2 separate regions of the Mus musculus genome follow, and region 2 is linked to region 1. The links are chromatin loops, found by intact Hi-C in ENCODE. Cell type or tissue: gastrocnemius. All regions are shown on one strand.

Region 1 (8,000 bases):
CCCAGTGGCTCATTGTTCAGCCCTGGGAGGGGGAGGATGATGGGGAGGGAGCCAGCCAGGAGGTGCGCGCCCCGATGATCTCCATGGAGACGTGGGGGCGCGGCCCTAGCGGGGCCTGGCCTCCAGCCCCTTCCCTTTCGGTCTTGGCACCCAACATCCGCAGAGGACCGGGCCCTGGGAGCGTGGCGCTCAACTACTGCTCTAGAGTCCCGGGCCGCGGCTGCTAAAGAGTCCCTCGTACAGTTTCCTCTGGGCCGAGTGCTGTTCAATCCTCGCATTGCACCTGATAGTGCAGATCTATGAGTAAGCCACCCCTGGCGTCGAGAGAGTTAGATCTAGAGTTCCAAGATACAGAGGTGCTAGAAAACTTCGGTAGAGTCGTGGCGGTGGCAGGGGACTGGGAGACTGTTAGACTCCAGCCTCGCGGGAGCTCAAATGCTTAACTCCAAGGAGTTCCTTGGATTTTGAAATCTCATGGGCAGTTAACCGGATTCGGGTTCCACTTTGTTTAAAGTGCAACATTTAAATTGGAAAGAAAAATAATGTAGTTTGGAGGTGACAGTGGGAGGGGCCTTGTTCCCCAGAACATGCTGTGGGGCCTGAACATTGGTGGAGGAGACCGTCTGTCACCAAACCCCTAGTTACTGCCCATCAGGGGACAAGCAAACACTGAGGGGGCAGGATCCGTGAGAACCTGGGGAAAACCAGAAGGGGGCTGGAGAATCACTCTCGCCCTGCGTGAAAGGGTGGGGCGTGGCTTCAGAGCCGCAAGACCGAGCCTAGATTCCAAAGGAGCACACCTTAAAGGCGGTGCTTCCGAACTAGGGAGGGGAGAGGCGGACCTTTGCAACATTTTCCCCACCTCCTTGAAAGGGGCCCAAGCCCACTGCAGCCTCAGTCACGCATGGACACACTGGGCAGGCCTCTTGCCTTTGAAAGATTTCTCCTGGGATCAGTTGGAGGAGTGGGACCCTGAAGGCTGCTTGATCACCATCAGAGTTGGGTTTTCTAGGCAGTCAGGGCCCAGCAGGATGACAATAGGACAATAGGACACAGGGTCGCTTTAAAACCTGTGGGGGGGGGGAGTTGGGGGGGAGCTGGAAAGATGGCTCAGTGGTCAAGAGCACCGACTGCTCTTTCAGAGGTTCAATTCCCAGCAACTACATGGTGGTCACAACCATCTGTAATGGGATCCGATGAGTGTGTCTGAAAAGTGTACAGTGTACTTACATAAAATAAATAAATAGATAAATCTTTAAAGAAAAGACAACAAAACAAAAAACAAAAACAGTCAAGGGAGCTTCCTCAGCATTAATAGCATATATGTGTACTAATATACACATGTGTGATATTAATCATATATATACGATCATACATATAGCATAAAGTTTATGTCATAGATGAATCTCTGGGATTTCTCAGTAGCTGAAAATAATCTTTTCTTACTGGGAACAACAGAAGCCATTACACTAACCTAAAGGTAGAGTTGTTTTTGGACCCTCATAGATCTTGAGAGCTCTCTTTAGAACTGTGTGTGAAGAGAGTGGGAAGGAGACAAAAATCTAACCCTTAAATGTGACAGGGCCAGGACCTTACCCCAGGCTACTCTTGGGGGTGCACTTGCAGGAAATTCAAGGTTCTGGAGCCTCAGGAAGAAGAGCCCCTGGGTGTGGGAGGGAGAAAGCTGGAGAAACCACACACACACACACACACACACACACACACACACACACACACACATACGGCGCATGTAGCAATAGGTCTTTAAATAGGGTGGGTTGGGTTTAAATAAACAGAATTCAAAAGCATGGAGTAAGTTGGGTGTGGGTGCTTTCCTGGAACCAGACACCTGCAAGCTTCCAGTTAACATTTCCTGGTCCCAGGGATCAGGCCAGCCCAGGCCAGCCCACAAGGGCAAGTCTGGTTGACAGGCTGTCAACAGAGGCCAATAAGAGTCTTCTGTTCATAGACAGGTCGGGAGCAAGGCCCAGTCCACCAGGTGGGGGCCAAGGGTGCCCCTCTCTGAACCTGGCAGAGCTCATTTCACAGTGCTACGAAGTGCATAAGCTACGGCCTCTTTCCCTGTGCACATCCAGGCCCCCGGGTTTAAAGGAAAGGGATACAAAGACAGGCTGCAGCTTGCGATGGGGTTTCAGGGTGGTCCAGTAGCATCCAAGGGACAGAAATGCGGTGGAGTTCGGTGGTAGAGATAGAGCATCTACCCAGCATGCTCCAGGCCCTGGCTTCTAGCCCTAGCCCTACAAAAAATAATAATTAAAAAAAATGCATTGGGGGAGAGATTTGTAAAGGTGGAACTAGGAGGAGAGAAGGGAGGGGCTGTGATAGGGAAGTAAAATGAATAAAGAAAAATTAATTGGAGGGCTGGAGAGAGGGCTCAGCAGTTAAGAACACTGACTGCTCTTCTGAAAGTCCTGAGTTCAAATCCCAGCAACCACATGGTGGCTCACAATCTGACACCCTCTTCTGGCGTGTCTGAAGACAACTACAGTGTACTTGGAAATAATAATAAATAAATCTTTTTTAAAAAGTAATTGGGGACTGGTGAGATGGCTCAGTGGGTAAGAGCACCCGACTGCTCTTCCGAAGGTCCAGAGTTCAAATCCCAGCAACCACATGGTGGCTCACAACCATCCGTAACGAGATCTGACTCCCTCTTCTGGAGTGTCTGAAGACAGCTACAGTGTACTTACATATAATAAATAAATAAATCTTAAAAAATTTTTTTAAATTAATTGGAAAAAATAATATGCAGGCTTATTGTGAGAACAAATATCATCTATTGGGGCTGGGGAGGTAGGAATATATATATAATTCCATCCTAGAATACATACTTTAGGTTTGTTTGGGGTTTTTTTTGTTTGTTTTTTTAAAGATTTATTTATTTACTATATGTAAGTACACTGTAGCTGTCTTCAGACACTCCAGAAGTGGGTGCCAGATCTCGTTACGGATGGTTGTGAGCCACCATGTGGTTGCTGGGATTTGAACTCTGGACCTTCGGAAGAGCAGTCGGGTGCTCTTACCCACTGAGCCATCTCACCAGCCCTTGTTTGTTTTTGTTTTTTTTTAAGAATTATTTATGGCCAGGAAGTGGTGGAACATGCCTTTAGAACCAGCACTTGGGAGGCAGAGGCAGGCAGATTTCTGAATTCGAGGCCAGCCTGGTTTACAGAGTGAGTTCCAGGGCAGCCAGGGCTATACAGAGAAACTTTGTCTTGAGAAGCCAAAAAAGAAAAAAAGAAAGAAAAAAGAAAAGAAAAAAAGATTTATTTATCTTATGTATATAGTACACTTCAGACACACCAGAAGACAGCATCCGATCTCATTACAGATGGTTGTGACCCACCATGTGGTTGTTGGGAATTGAACTCAGGACCTCTGGAAGGGCAGTCAGTGTGCCCTTAACTGCTAAGCCTTCTCTCCAGTCTGGATACATACTGTATTATGTGTTCATGGCCAAGGAGAGGTGAGGGCTATGGCTTTTAACTTTCATTCCATTTCCTACTGAGTCCGTGCTAGACAGTGGTCCAGTCCACCAGGTGTTTACTGAAGGGAAGACACGCACCTGGGGCTTTGTAGAAGGATGTGGAATGGGGTGGGAGCTAGCCTCATCTGCCACTGCCTGAAGAATGTGCCCTCGCCTGGGCTTTCTAGCTGGCTGCCATCCTGCTCAGAGAAGCAGTTCATGTCATTCTCCTGCTGATCCTTTGAGATTACTACCTGAGGCCATCCTGTTCACTATGATTTAATGTGTGTGGAATGGCTGCCACCATTCCCAGGGGCACAGGGGGCTGAAACTGGTGTTTCTATTTTGCAAACATTCCAAGGTATTTCACATCAACTCTAAAAATAGAAACAATAAAAAAAAATAATAAGCAGGAGCTATGACTTTCTAGAGTTGAGTACGAGTTTAAAGTGCTTTTTGCCGGGGGCTCGAGTTGAGATGTGAATTCTGGACTCCGTTCCTTACCTTGTGCATTCCTGAGTTAGCTTTCGAACAGGCAGCCCCCGCTAAGAAACCGTCCCAGGAGCAATGTGATCTTCTCCCCTGCTTTTAAATTTCACAGAAAGAAAAAAAAAAAAAGACTTCTGAAGAGTAAAACTGAGCCCATCCGCCCACCCGACCCCTGCAACCTTACATTCTGGGGATGGGGGAGGGGAGCTGATTCATGGAAAATCGTGAAATTTGAAACATGAAACAAAAAATGAGCCTTGCATTAACGAGGATGCTAATAGAGGCAAGAGAACAGAACGAAAGGATTTAGATCTTAATCACCCATGTCTTCTAGCCTGGCTTCTCGGGAGATACCAGGACGGGCTTATTTTCCTGCTAGTGAGGCGCCACAACCAGCCCAAACACTGGCAGCACCGTTTCTATCTCTTCCCTGGACCCCTGCATAGGCACCTCCTGGGACTGGATCCCTCGGATGTCCCCTGAGATGCCAGCCCCTGATTCACCTGTGTAACTTTTTAAAAAGTCCAGGCTCTAGAAAAGATCTGGAAGAATCCAAGGTGTAACAGCTGGGCACCTATGCAGAAATGGAGTCTGCACTGACTGGAAATGAGGTAAGTGCAAGACGACTAATATCATGTTCAGAACCTCCTTGTAGTCCCTCTGGGTGGGGAGGGAAGGCTCTTGTTTCTCACCCCTACAGCAACCTCTCTCCCCTGCAGTTTGCCTCCTTAGGTCCCTAGTACACCTTGCACAGGGCCCATCTCCAGGCTGCACTGACCCCTAGTGGCTAAACTATGTCTCTACACCTCAGAACATCCTATTCCATACAAGGACCCACCTACCGAGGTGTGTGCAAAGACAGTAGCCTCTGGGCTCCAGTAACAAGAACAGTAGCCTCTGGGCTCCAGGCTGCAGCACTGAGAGTCACACTCCACATGGTGTGTGCACTTAAAGGGACTCAGTCCTGCACCTCAAGTATTCCGTGAACACGCAGCCGCATACTGCTGGGATCCCTGAGCCCCCAGTTCAACGGTTCTCAGTCCTACTGTAGACAGTGGCAAACTAAGGTTCCGGGTGTACTGTCAGAGCTCATCGCTAGACCCAGGGACAGAAAGTGAAGAGTCAAACCGTATGCTAATGCGCCTGGAAGGGGGTCAGCTGCGACAGCAAAGGGAACCCACAGAGAGAGTCAACTGGAAACCGCAGGAAGAAGACAAGCCATGTGCAATTGGAACAGCATCCACCCTGCCTATGCCACAGAACCAAGCATCCCTGTTCCTGTCACTAGTGTTACTGCCCCCCTGGCCCCCAACAAATGCACACTCTTGAGGTTACATGGAAAAGTAGCGCTACCTTGATTGACAACATCCCTTCCCTACGCACCTCTTGCTTGCACGGAGACAGGTTTGTTTAAGACTTGCTATAGTGTGGTATTGGTGACTGGTGAGGTGACAGTCTCCGGCTACCACTGTGGTTCTAACGGTTTTGCTTTCGGCACAAGAAGTTTTGTAAGTAAGATCTTAACATCCTGAAGAGGGAAGATGGACCCTTGTGTGGCCATGACTTTACCTTTTCTTAAGTTCATGACTGGGTCAGTGAGCGTATTCACCGTCAATTCCACACTTTTGTCACCCAGAGGAAACCTCCAATCAAGCGCAATCTTCCACACCCTAATCCCCCTCCCCCCTCAGACCTGCTGGCCAACCTCCTGTCTGGATCGGTCTCTCAAGACTTGCCTGTGCCTGGCCTCTGTCCCTCAGTGCAGCCTCAGTTCTTAACCCTTCCCTGAAGGCTTAGTCTCAGTGGCGTGGGTGTTTCACAGTCCAATTAGTCAGTTATCAGTGGACTGAGACGCATTGACTCTACTTGTTAAAAATAATTAATTATGATCATTATTAATTAATAAGTGTTGCTAATTATTAATTAATGTTGATTGTTTGGAGTTATCTCCTCCCCCTTTCTTTTTTGCTTCCTTGTTCCTTCCCCCTTTTCTTTCCTTCCCCTTTTCCATTTCTCCTTTCCTTTCCTTTCTTTCTTCCTCCCTCCCTTCCTATTCTTCTTGTCTCTTTTCTTCCTTCCATGCTAGCTTCAAATTCACAGTCCTCCTGCCTCAGGCTTTGAAGTGCTAGGATTACATCACACCTGACTCTTTGAGCATGGGGAGAAAAAAAAAGAACAAGATGCTGTTCTCTGTGCAAAATTGCACATAAAAAACCTTGAATTTATTCTTTATTTTCCCAATTTTTTTTTGCTTTATGGTAATGACTATCATCAATGGCTCACAGGGGACTTTCCTTGGGGACTTTCCTTTGCCCTTGGTGAGCACAGGGAGAGATGTTAAAGCTAACCTGAGATGGCTGGCGGGGTCTGAGGGAAGCCATTGCCTCTGCTTCACTTCTTCCTGCCTGGCATGCCTGGACTTAGGAGCTCACGGAGAACATAAAAATGGTCACATTTGGGCTGGAGTTTGTGGGCATCTCAGCTGCCTTTCTTGTAGAGTAGAAATGGGGAGAGGCATCAGGATCCCTCACTGTCTGGGATGGGGACAGGGCATGCAGCTCGGGAGTGCTGTGCTTGCCCAACATGAGAGAGGCCTTCATGCTAAATCAAAGTGTGTGTGTGTGTGTGTGTGTGTGTGTATACATATACACATTTATATGTGACATATATATGTGTGTGTTTGTAGACAGACAGACAGGCAAACAGACAGACAACCATAGTGCTCTGGCCCCAAAGCTAGAAACCACTCCAGTTGATGCTGCCCCTATGAGTTGCCTTCCTGAGACCCCGATAGACATATCCAGGAGACCAAGGCATGAAGGAGAGGACAGTACTTGTGACAGGTTGTGTCCAGGGATCAGTGACTGGAAAGTCTCCCTGTTCGTGTCTCTGTCACAATGGAATGTCCTCCCCCATCTTCCCGCTGCTATTTTCACGGCTCCTAATGCCCGAGTCCAGCCACCCGACAGAGATGTGTTCAAGACAGAGTGTGGCCTCCTGGCTTTGGACGAGGGTAAGGCACACTTGCCAAGCACAGGGAAGGGCCAACCTCTCTGAGATGCTGGGGCAGAGTATGTGATCAATCCTAACAGGCTGCACGGCTGTCAGTGTGAACAGAATACCTTCAGAAGGAGAGTCCCAGTTTAAAAAAGAACTGGGGTTGGGGTGGACCGTGCATGGCTTCCCAGCAAGAAAATACCAGCCCCAAGGAGGCACCAGTGCTTAGGGGCTCCGTGATGCAGGTCCTCCCAGGAAAAAGAGGCAAGCTAGGGAGCTCCTCTTTCCAATGAAGACTCAACCTCACAGAGTCTGCAGAGCTTGCTGACATTTGGGCAGGGGAGGATCCCTAGGGCCCCACCAGTACTGCTGGCAGAGGCCATGGTCCCATGGGGCACAAACAGTGAGTCAGGCTGAGATGGAATGCCATTGAGCATGCTGAGATCTGCAGCTTGGAAGAGGAGCTCAGACCCTGCCCTGATCAAAAGCGAAGAAGATGGATTAGGGCAGCGCACATAGCCTAGAGCCCCAGCCAGCCTCTGGGGGCCAGGGCGTACATGGTTTCTGTGCTCACGGAGCCAGAACTGCATAGCCAAGATGAAGACCATGGCAAGCTACCACCTGCAGGGTGAGGAAGAGGGGGCACCCAGGAAGATATTGGCAGAATGATTGGTTCTTTCAAATTCTGTTGCAGTTGGTTGATTGGCTTTTTTAAGTGACTGGGGGCCCATTGGCTTCTCCGTCCACAGAATCCCCTCCAAATCCCCTGGTCTCCCAGAACCCGCATGAACATGTTTGCTGGGTCAATGTGGATGTTCAAGAAGAATAGTGTTGGTAGTAATAATAAGTCCTGGCTGGGGTTGGAGAGATGGCTCAGCGGGTAAGAGCACTAACTGCTCTTCTGAAGGTCCTGAGTTCAAATCCCAGCAACCACAGCTGTCCTGATTTGTTTTACAGTCCTGGGGTTGGGCAGTCTGCAATGGGTCTCAGCCAATGCAGAAGTCAGATGTGGGGATTGCCACATGCC
Region 2 (8,000 bases), 140 kb before region 1:
TTACCAGCGCGGAGAAATTTCTGTATGTAAAATCGACGTTCCTTGTATTGTCCCTAATAAATAAACCAGGGCCAGCATTTCCTGAGCACTAGCCATGCTTTGTTTTTCTCCCATAGTCTTTTCAATGGGTTTTGCTTGTGGCAGACTTGGGGTAACTGCTCACACAGAAGGGCATTAAAGCAGAGTCATTATCTGTGCTCCAGCAATGACTTTTGTTCTTTACTTTTGGCAGCCGTAAAACTTCTCCAAGCAGCTGACAGCTTTAAAGACCAGACCTTCTTTCTCAGCCAGGTTTCCCAGGATGCCCTGAGAAGGACCATCTTTCCCCTGGGGGAACTAACAAAAGATTTTGTAAAGAAAATAGCCGCGGAGAATAGCCTCCATCACGTGCTTCAGAAGAGAGAGGTAGGCGTGAGCAGCTTGCCACTGGTCCGTGAATGTATGCATCCATGTTGTCATGGTACAGGCAGGGCTGGGCTCTGTGGACCCTCTGCCGGGCCAAGCCACAGAGTGCGGCTGCAGGGGGGGAGCACCCGAGGCCTCCCTTCTCCTTCCTGCTCCCTCGTCCCTGCTGTGGTTGACTGCTTTCTCTGTAGACACAGTAGTTGGCTTAGCCAGCAGAGAGCAGCCACGCTAGTTCATCCCATGAGGCAGGAGTCTGCAGCCATCTGTACACAGTGCTGCCTATCCGAGGAGACAGTGACAGTCCGTGCCTGCCTTCTCAGCTCCCTGTGAGAGACCATCACACTCCTGCATCTGGAAGCCATGCTGACCCCTGTGGAGAGAGGGCTGGGAGCCTGTGGGCAGCCCCGGTAGTTAAGGTTTCAGGAGACATTAGCTCAGCTGTAGTCACCACTTACACCAGTCTTCTGGGAAGACGCATGACTGTGCCTTTTATCAGCAAGTCCACATTGTCAAAAAGAACATCGCTTGCCCATTGTACGTCTTCCCTGTTGCTCAGCTGACAGGATTTCTCCATTGGTAGGAACTGAGGGAGTCACTGCAATATATGGGAAGATCCCTGGTCTCTTGGCCTTTGTTATAGAGAGACACACACTGAGGAATAATTACAGAGCTGCTTGCCCAGAATAGTCCTGGGGCGGTCAGCTTCTTGTCTGGACTGTGAAGGGCCTAGCCAGCTACACCAGTCTTCTCCCTGACTCCCTGCTGCCCCGAGTCTGCCTGGCCCTACTTCCTGCATCCACCTTGGTCCCTGGCTCTCCAGCACTGAGCAGTCTAGGTTGCTCTCCTGGTTTGCTCATAGGTTTTCCAACAGTCTAGTTGCAGATGGCGATGCAGTGTGTTTACACGATAGCATCTACTTTGAAGCCAAACTTGGAAAGACAAGACATTCTCTAGGCCCTCAGCTCCTGTATCTGGAGCCTCCTGCAACACAGCCTGCTCTCTCCCCTCCTAGCCCAGCCCAGCTCCCTGTTCCCTGGTTGCCTCCTGGCTTCTGCTCACACCATGTTGACCTTCCTCTCGTTCCAGAGCATGGGCATCTGCTTCATTGGTAAGAGAAACTTGGAGCATTTCCTTCTTCAGGTGAGTGTCGTCTGACATGAGTGGCTGTCTGCTCTGGGCCTGGGTCTCCAGTAGTGATGAAACCTGTCTTCCAGTATTTGCAGCCTCGGCCTGGAAAGTTTGTTTCTATCGAGGATAATACAGTTCTGGGAACACACAAAGGTGAGTCCTGCCAGCTCGGGGAAGCAAAGGCCAAGGCTAACTCCTGTCCGTTCCATGCAGGGCTCCGGAGGCCTTGAGGGCTGGGCTGGGCTGGGCTGGGTACATGCTGCATGAGCAGTCACTCTGACAGGGATTTGCTGTGTGTTGTAATCCCTAGATTCAGAGCTGGAGTGAGACTGTGTCTGTGATACATTACTAAGAGATGCTGTAGCAGACTGTAGGAAGTGCCGCTGGAGAAAGAACATAGCTGACCTCAGAGCCAGGTGACTGAGGAGCACATGGGTGCCGTTCACGTAATCACAGAGCCAGACAACCATGATGCACTGTGCAGAGTGAGGACAGAGGCAGTCAGTCGCAAGTGCTCACACCCTTAAGTGGGAACAGAGGCGACATGCCTCCTGAGACTTGATGTCTAGCCTGAACTGTGGGACTAGCTGGAAGGACAGGGCTTGTGGAGGAAGCAGGGAGAGACCCAGCTGAACTGGGTGTTATATTGACCTTGCTGGAGACAGTGCTGCTCTTCCTAGCATCCAGCGGTTAGGAGGTGGATGAATCCTGCCAGATTGCCTCTGCCAGGGCACACGCATTCCTGTGGAGGTAGAGCTGGGGAGCAGGTGGCCTGCCCGTGCATGAGGTGGGTGTGGCATGGATACAAGGAATGTGCTCAGTAAGCACAAGACCTGTTTGGAGAGCTGTGCCCATGGAGGTCAGAGCCACCAGATGAAAGAGCTAGCATCTGTGTCAGGCTTAGTGTCATCCTAGTCACTGTCACATCCCTCGAGACCTGAAGCCAAGGCAGGCTGTACACAGGTGTATGGTTAGGGCTAAGCCAGCACGCCTCGTAGCAATCCATAACCTCCCCATTTGTGAGAGCTGAGATGCACCCCTGGAATACTATTTCATAGGTTGGTTCCTGTACACTTTGGGCCAGAGAGCTAAGATCAGCGGCTTGAGAGAGCCCTGGTACGTGGTGGAGAAGGATGGCACCAAGGGTGACGTGCTTGTGGTGAGTGAGGTTGGCCTTCGCTATCTAGTGTTCCAATAAAACGGGCAGTCCTGGCATTGCCAAGGGCCTGGAGCAGCAGAGCTGCCCTCCATAGCTTCCTGGGACAGGTGTAAGGTAACAGGTCTTCATATAAAGTGCTCACTAGGCTCCTGTGAGAGCTGACAGTGCACCAGTCATTGTGCCCATTCCTAGAAAACCTTGACTGTTTTGCAGAGGAGGATTGAAACTCAGAGTGGGCAACTTGCTAAGGCGTCTCATGGAAAGGAAGTAATTGTGCCCAGACAGCTCTCCCACACACCCCTCCATGGAAGGGTCCTAGAAGTCCTTGTGAGCTGAAGTAGTAGCCTAGGAGCAGGCTGTGCCCCTCGGCTACATGGGACCCGGAGCCATCTGCTGGGTCCTGGGTTCCAGAGCAGAAATTCTCCAGGAGGGCTTTGGGGATGTTGACAGTAGCAAGAGATTTTGGGTTATAAATTTGGTGGAGACAGAGGAGATGCTGCTGGCATCCTGCCTGTGCATACACAGTAGCCCTAACCCTGACAGAGTCATTGAATCCAGCTCCCAGGAGTGCAAGGGTGAGAACCCTGCTCAGGGCAGGCTGAGCTGCCGGCGAGTAGTCAGACACTGGAGGATCCACAGGCGCACAGGCCACAGGCTTCAGCACAGATATCTTCCCAGAAGAGCAGCATGGGAAGGCCTGAATTAAGTGTCTTTAAGCATAAGCACACAGAGATGCCTGCTGAGAAAAACCAGAAAGGTCACTGGGTCAAGGGCCCAGGTGTCTCAGGGTCTCAGTGCTTCTGGTTCTACCTCTGGGGAGCCTTGGCTGCCCTAGGCAACCAGGGTTCTTTGGTGTAGAGACTACTGGTGAACCAGTCGTGCATGTGATAGATGCCCATGCAGGGCCAGCCTTGCATGTCTGGAAACATGCAGGTAGGTGGGGCCAGCACCCTTCAGCCCCTGCTTTCCTCAGCCAGTTGTTGCTGGTAGAATTTGTGGTCCAAGAGGCTGTTTGTGTTTGATCTACATCTCTAGGAACACAAAAGTCTTCAGAGCATGGTAGGAGGGGTGAGGGGGGTCCTCCAGAGATGAGGGGAATCTCACCTTTGCCCCCTGCTACTTCCTCATGGCTATCCCTTCTCTCTTCTTCCTTTTCTCATCTGAAAACCAGGGTGAACTGAGCCTTAAGCTGATGAATGGATTTCTCTATGTGGCCTGGCACAGGAGTGGGGCTGGCTTATAGTTAGTTGTGGATGTGCTATTAGGATTGTTCTTATTGATGATACCTGCTGAGGGCTGCTCTCCTCAAAGGCGTCTGAATTCTGCTCTGCAGGCTCCCCGGGTGGACCACCCAGCTCTGTACAGGGACCTGCTCAGGACCAACCGAGTACACTGGATTGCGGAGGAGCCACCTGCTGCCTTGGTCAGAGACAAGATGATGGAGTGCCATTTCCGATTCCGCCACCAGATGGCACTAGGTGACTGAGTGGGAGGGAGCCCTTGTTGCTAAGCTCCCTAGGGTCAGATTAAGCTGAACCAGGTAGACTGTACACGTGCAGTATTCCCTTGAGCACATTGGAAAGTCCCCGTCATCAATATTGTAACTTCAGAATTGCTGGGAAATTGGGTCCCAGTATGAGGGGTTGGGTTACAGTATATTCTATACTGAGGTGTCAGCTCTGAGCCGTTTGGGGTCCTATCCTTCAGCAGGCAGGATGCTGGATGTCCCTGCACCCACAGGTTGCTCATTCTCCCAGGGAGGGGTTGTGGTTGGCAGGCCCACGTCCATCTCATGATTCTCCCCATAGTGCCCTGCGTGCTGACTCTCAATCAGGATGGCACTGTGTGGGTAACGGCTGTGAAGGCTGTGAGGGGCCTTGCCCTGGGACAGGTGAGTGGGTCATCGGGAATGTGGGGAGTGAACATTGCTCTCACTGGCCTGGTGGGTTCGGCTTTGCCTGGAGTCAGACACATCAGTGAGTCTCCCCCTCCCTCCAGTTTGCAGTGTTCTACAAGGGTGAGGAGTGCCTCGGCAGTGGGAAAATCCTGCGGCTAGGGCCGTCTGCCTACACACTCCAGAAGGGTAAGAACAGAACTCGAGTGGCTCCCGAGGCCTCCAGTGACAGCCCAGGCCTGCACCCCACATCCTGACAAAGGCCAAGGAGGAGGCATTAGAGCAGAGTCGTCAGTGATGGGTGTTAGTGCTGCCAGAATCAATAGGCGGGCTGGCTGCAGAGGAAGGAGGGTCTACGCTGCTGCTCCAGGAAACCAGAGCGTGTGCTGGCTGTGGGCCCTGATGCAGCTGCTCTTCCACAGCATCCAGGAGGCCAATGGAGAAACCGCATCAAATAAAACTGTCAAAGTCTGACCATGTGTCTGGGGCTTGCCTGAAGCCAGGGTAGACTGCTGCGGCTGTACTCCTTACACAGAGCCTCCGACCGTGTAGCACAGCAGGCATGGGGAGGGCTACAGCCCTCTCTTCCTCTCTGGGGCCTGAGCTCTCCACAAAGGGAAGGCAGAGTTATCTGCACTAGGCCTTGCCTTGTCAGGATTCTGACCTGTGAGTTAACCCTTCCCCTGGCAGTGCCCATGTCTGGTGGAAGCCAGTGTTTTCCTGTCAGCTTGGCACTGGCTTGAAGTGAACGCAGCAGAAGATGACCTTACTGGAGGTGTGCATGAGTTACAGGCCTGGGCTGGCTCTTGTGTGCAGCAAAACCGGGTGGAGACCCTGGGGAAGGGGGCCAAAGGGAAAGAAAGGGGCGCCCACTACTCTGCTCCCATTTTTCCCAAGGGTAGCACCACTGGGCAGATGTGAGACGATACAGAGGGACAAGAGTCTTGAAAACTCACCCTTCTGGACAAGAATCAAGATAAAGGACCTAAGTGGTGAAGGCCGGATGCAGCACCGCCAGGGAGGGGTGACCGGAGCCTAGCCGGGTCGCTTACTTAAGGTTAGCGTTTTAACCAGGCCAGGATCAAAGAACTCACGGTGCCACTGGAGTTTTCAAAGCCAAGAGAAAATACGTTGGACAGAGCCCTAGGGTCGCAGATGCATGCAGCCCGAGTGTAGAACATTTCGATCCACTGTGCCTAGATGAAAGGTTGTGCAGAGGAGAAGGTACAGTGCAGATCCCACACAAAGTGTAAGGCGCTTCCAGATGGAGCAGAGTGTAGATGACAGGGAGGAATGAGTGAGCAGAGACATGGTGAGCACTCAGGGCTCCGTCACCACGGTCAGCCCCACAGGGTCTGCCATCACAGCGCCAAGAGGAAAGGCAGATGCACAAGACAAAACCGAAAGGCAGTGAAGGCGATCTGGCGGTGGCTAATAGTGCCTGCCGGAGCTTGGACATGGCACCCACAGAAGCTGGTGTGTGGCCTGCATGGGCCTGCACCCCAGCTCCTGAAGGAGCAGAGACAGAAGGAGTAGTGGGGCTTGCCAGCTTCCAGTTTACCTGGAAAACAAAACCAAGCAAACAGACAAAAAACCATGAATCCTGGGTTCAGAGAGCGACCCCACCTCAGACAGGCGGAGAGTGTTAGGGTTCCAAGTGCACTGATTGCTTTTTTCTGGTCTCTACCCAAGCACCCATTTTTATTTTTCCGTGTCCCCTTGGCTGGAGAGATGACAGCCCAGTGGTTAAAAGCACCCATGGAAACAGAATAAATCTTTTTAAATTTGCAGATTTGATTTAAAAAAAAAAAAAGGCAGAAGAACTAGAAAATTTGGGCAGGTCCACCCATGTCACAGCAGGCCTAAATATAAATAGAAAGTTATGACAACCCTCCATGGGCCTGCCACCTGCATCCCAGCAGAGGCCTGAGGCTGTCTTCAGCGGTCCCTCCCATGCCACCTTAGAGAGTAGGACAGTGGGGTCAGTAACCACCCAGCACAGCACGGGTACAAATCCAAAAATCTTAATTTATTATAGATGCATCATCTCACCTGTGTTGCCATCCAGTGCTGAACAGTAATAAATACACCTGTTAAAATCTCCAGTGTTGACTCTATAAAGTCTTAGGTCAGAAAAACAGTTTAAAACTGACAGGGTTTGTTTTGCTAATAGTTGTGATCGAATCAAAAACTTCACCTTCTGAGGTGGCGTGGGTTGCGGAGTTGTCACGGTGCTGTACCTCCTGGGGACTGAAGCTCCCCTGTGCTAGGTCACTCTGTATCCTTGCCATCCTTGGGCTACCTGGGCCTCCCGTCAGCCTCTTGGCAGTGCGTGACCCCAGGCCATGTCTTGTAGGCTTTCATCTCACCAGTCAGTCACTAGCAGTCCTGTGCACTTCTGAGAGCACAGCTTGGTGAGAAGTCCTGGCCTTTGACCGCCTCGCTGAGGTTCTCCATTCCGAGCGACTGTGCACCCCATGTACTTTGGGGACCTGATTCAGACAACAGTCCATGCTGAAGTAAACGTGTCTGAGTAACTCCAGGCTCCCATCCCTTGGCCTTGGCTGCACCGTGGCTCTCAGTGGGCTGGTCACAGCAGTCCTTGGTGTGAGATTCCAAAAAGAATGTGGTAACCATTGAAAACGGGCACTCTGGCTTTGTTTCTTTGCACAATTGGTCATTTGAAGCAAAGTGATGTCATTGGTCAGATTTCAGGGGTGGAGCACCCTGCCTGCCTAGAGAGCCCTGGAGTCTGAAAAAGTACAACATTGGCAGGAAGGACCGTGACAGCGTGGAAGACCTCTGGGCTCCCTCAGAATCAGGAACATGAGCACTCTGAGAGCTTATGGGAGCAGGAGCAGAAGTCCTCCCGCTGCGCACTGGGCTGACTGGGAAAGGCTCCAGAGTCGCCTCACTGCATCAGGAGCGGGGGGGGGGGGGGGGGGGGGCGTGGGGGTGGCAGGGTGGTCAGAGTTTCATATCATAGCTATGGCGCCCACTCCTCACAGGTGAGCCCTGACCTGGATCCATGGAGCTGAGGCACACATACGCAGCACATGTGCCGTGTGCTCCAAAGGCCAGCGGAACACCCACACTCCCTGGCCGGAAGCAGCTGCAGAAGCTGTGTCAACTTCACAGCCCATATGCTCCCTACCTGGGCACTGGGACCAGCTGAGTTGACTCATTCCAGATTCAAGTACAACTGTGCAAGCTTCCTTGGGCAATAGAGTGAGATGCCATTTCATGGCTCTCCAGTGGCTGCAGAGTCAAAGCAGTGTAAAGCATACACAGCTCCCATCTTCTCCCAAGTCCAGGGAGAGATTTATATCTATTTACATTTTTAGACAGCAATTTAAAACCCAGGGTGCCGTTGCAGAGGCACCGCTAGGCTGGTGGTGATGGGCTTGTACCACA

Evidence for each region. Hi-C counts contacts between places; a loop is a spot of excess contacts. Peaks named below come from ENCODE experiments on the same cell type or tissue, not always from the same donor. Only the 100,000 strongest peaks of a DNase experiment are listed, where the experiment ranks them.
Region 2: a loop joins it to region 1, with 7 times the contacts of the local background. A loop is called at or near these places in 18 of 42 quality-filtered maps.

Annotation. Positions count from the first base shown.
Region 1 is chr15:86,034,265-86,042,264 of GRCm38, forward strand. It overlaps Gm34764 (a long non-coding RNA gene), which reads left to right. Exons shown (of 3, transcript XR_384307.4): 1 at 1-303; 2 at 4,311-4,587; 3 at 4,696-5,980. Among named protein-coding and RNA genes, the nearest start is that of Gm34764, 4.0 kb to the left of the region's middle. In gastrocnemius, no CTCF peak of the experiment used is centred here; DNase peaks (open chromatin) are centred at 47 and 4,754; H3K4me3 peaks cover 532 bases.
Region 2 is chr15:85,892,335-85,900,334 of GRCm38, forward strand. It overlaps Trmu (tRNA 5-methylaminomethyl-2-thiouridylate methyltransferase), which reads left to right. Exons shown (of 11, transcript NM_028063.2): 5 at 233-405; 6 at 1,492-1,545; 7 at 1,620-1,686; 8 at 2,592-2,692; 9 at 4,026-4,170; 10 at 4,501-4,583; 11 at 4,691-5,059. The coding sequence ends at 4,843. It overlaps Celsr1 (cadherin, EGF LAG seven-pass G-type receptor 1), which reads right to left. Exons shown (of 35, transcript NM_009886.2): 35 at 6,424-8,000. Among named protein-coding and RNA genes, the nearest start is that of Trmu, 17 kb to the left of the region's middle. In gastrocnemius, a CTCF peak has its summit at 4,158 (motif pointing right); DNase peaks (open chromatin) are centred at 660, 4,149 and 4,998.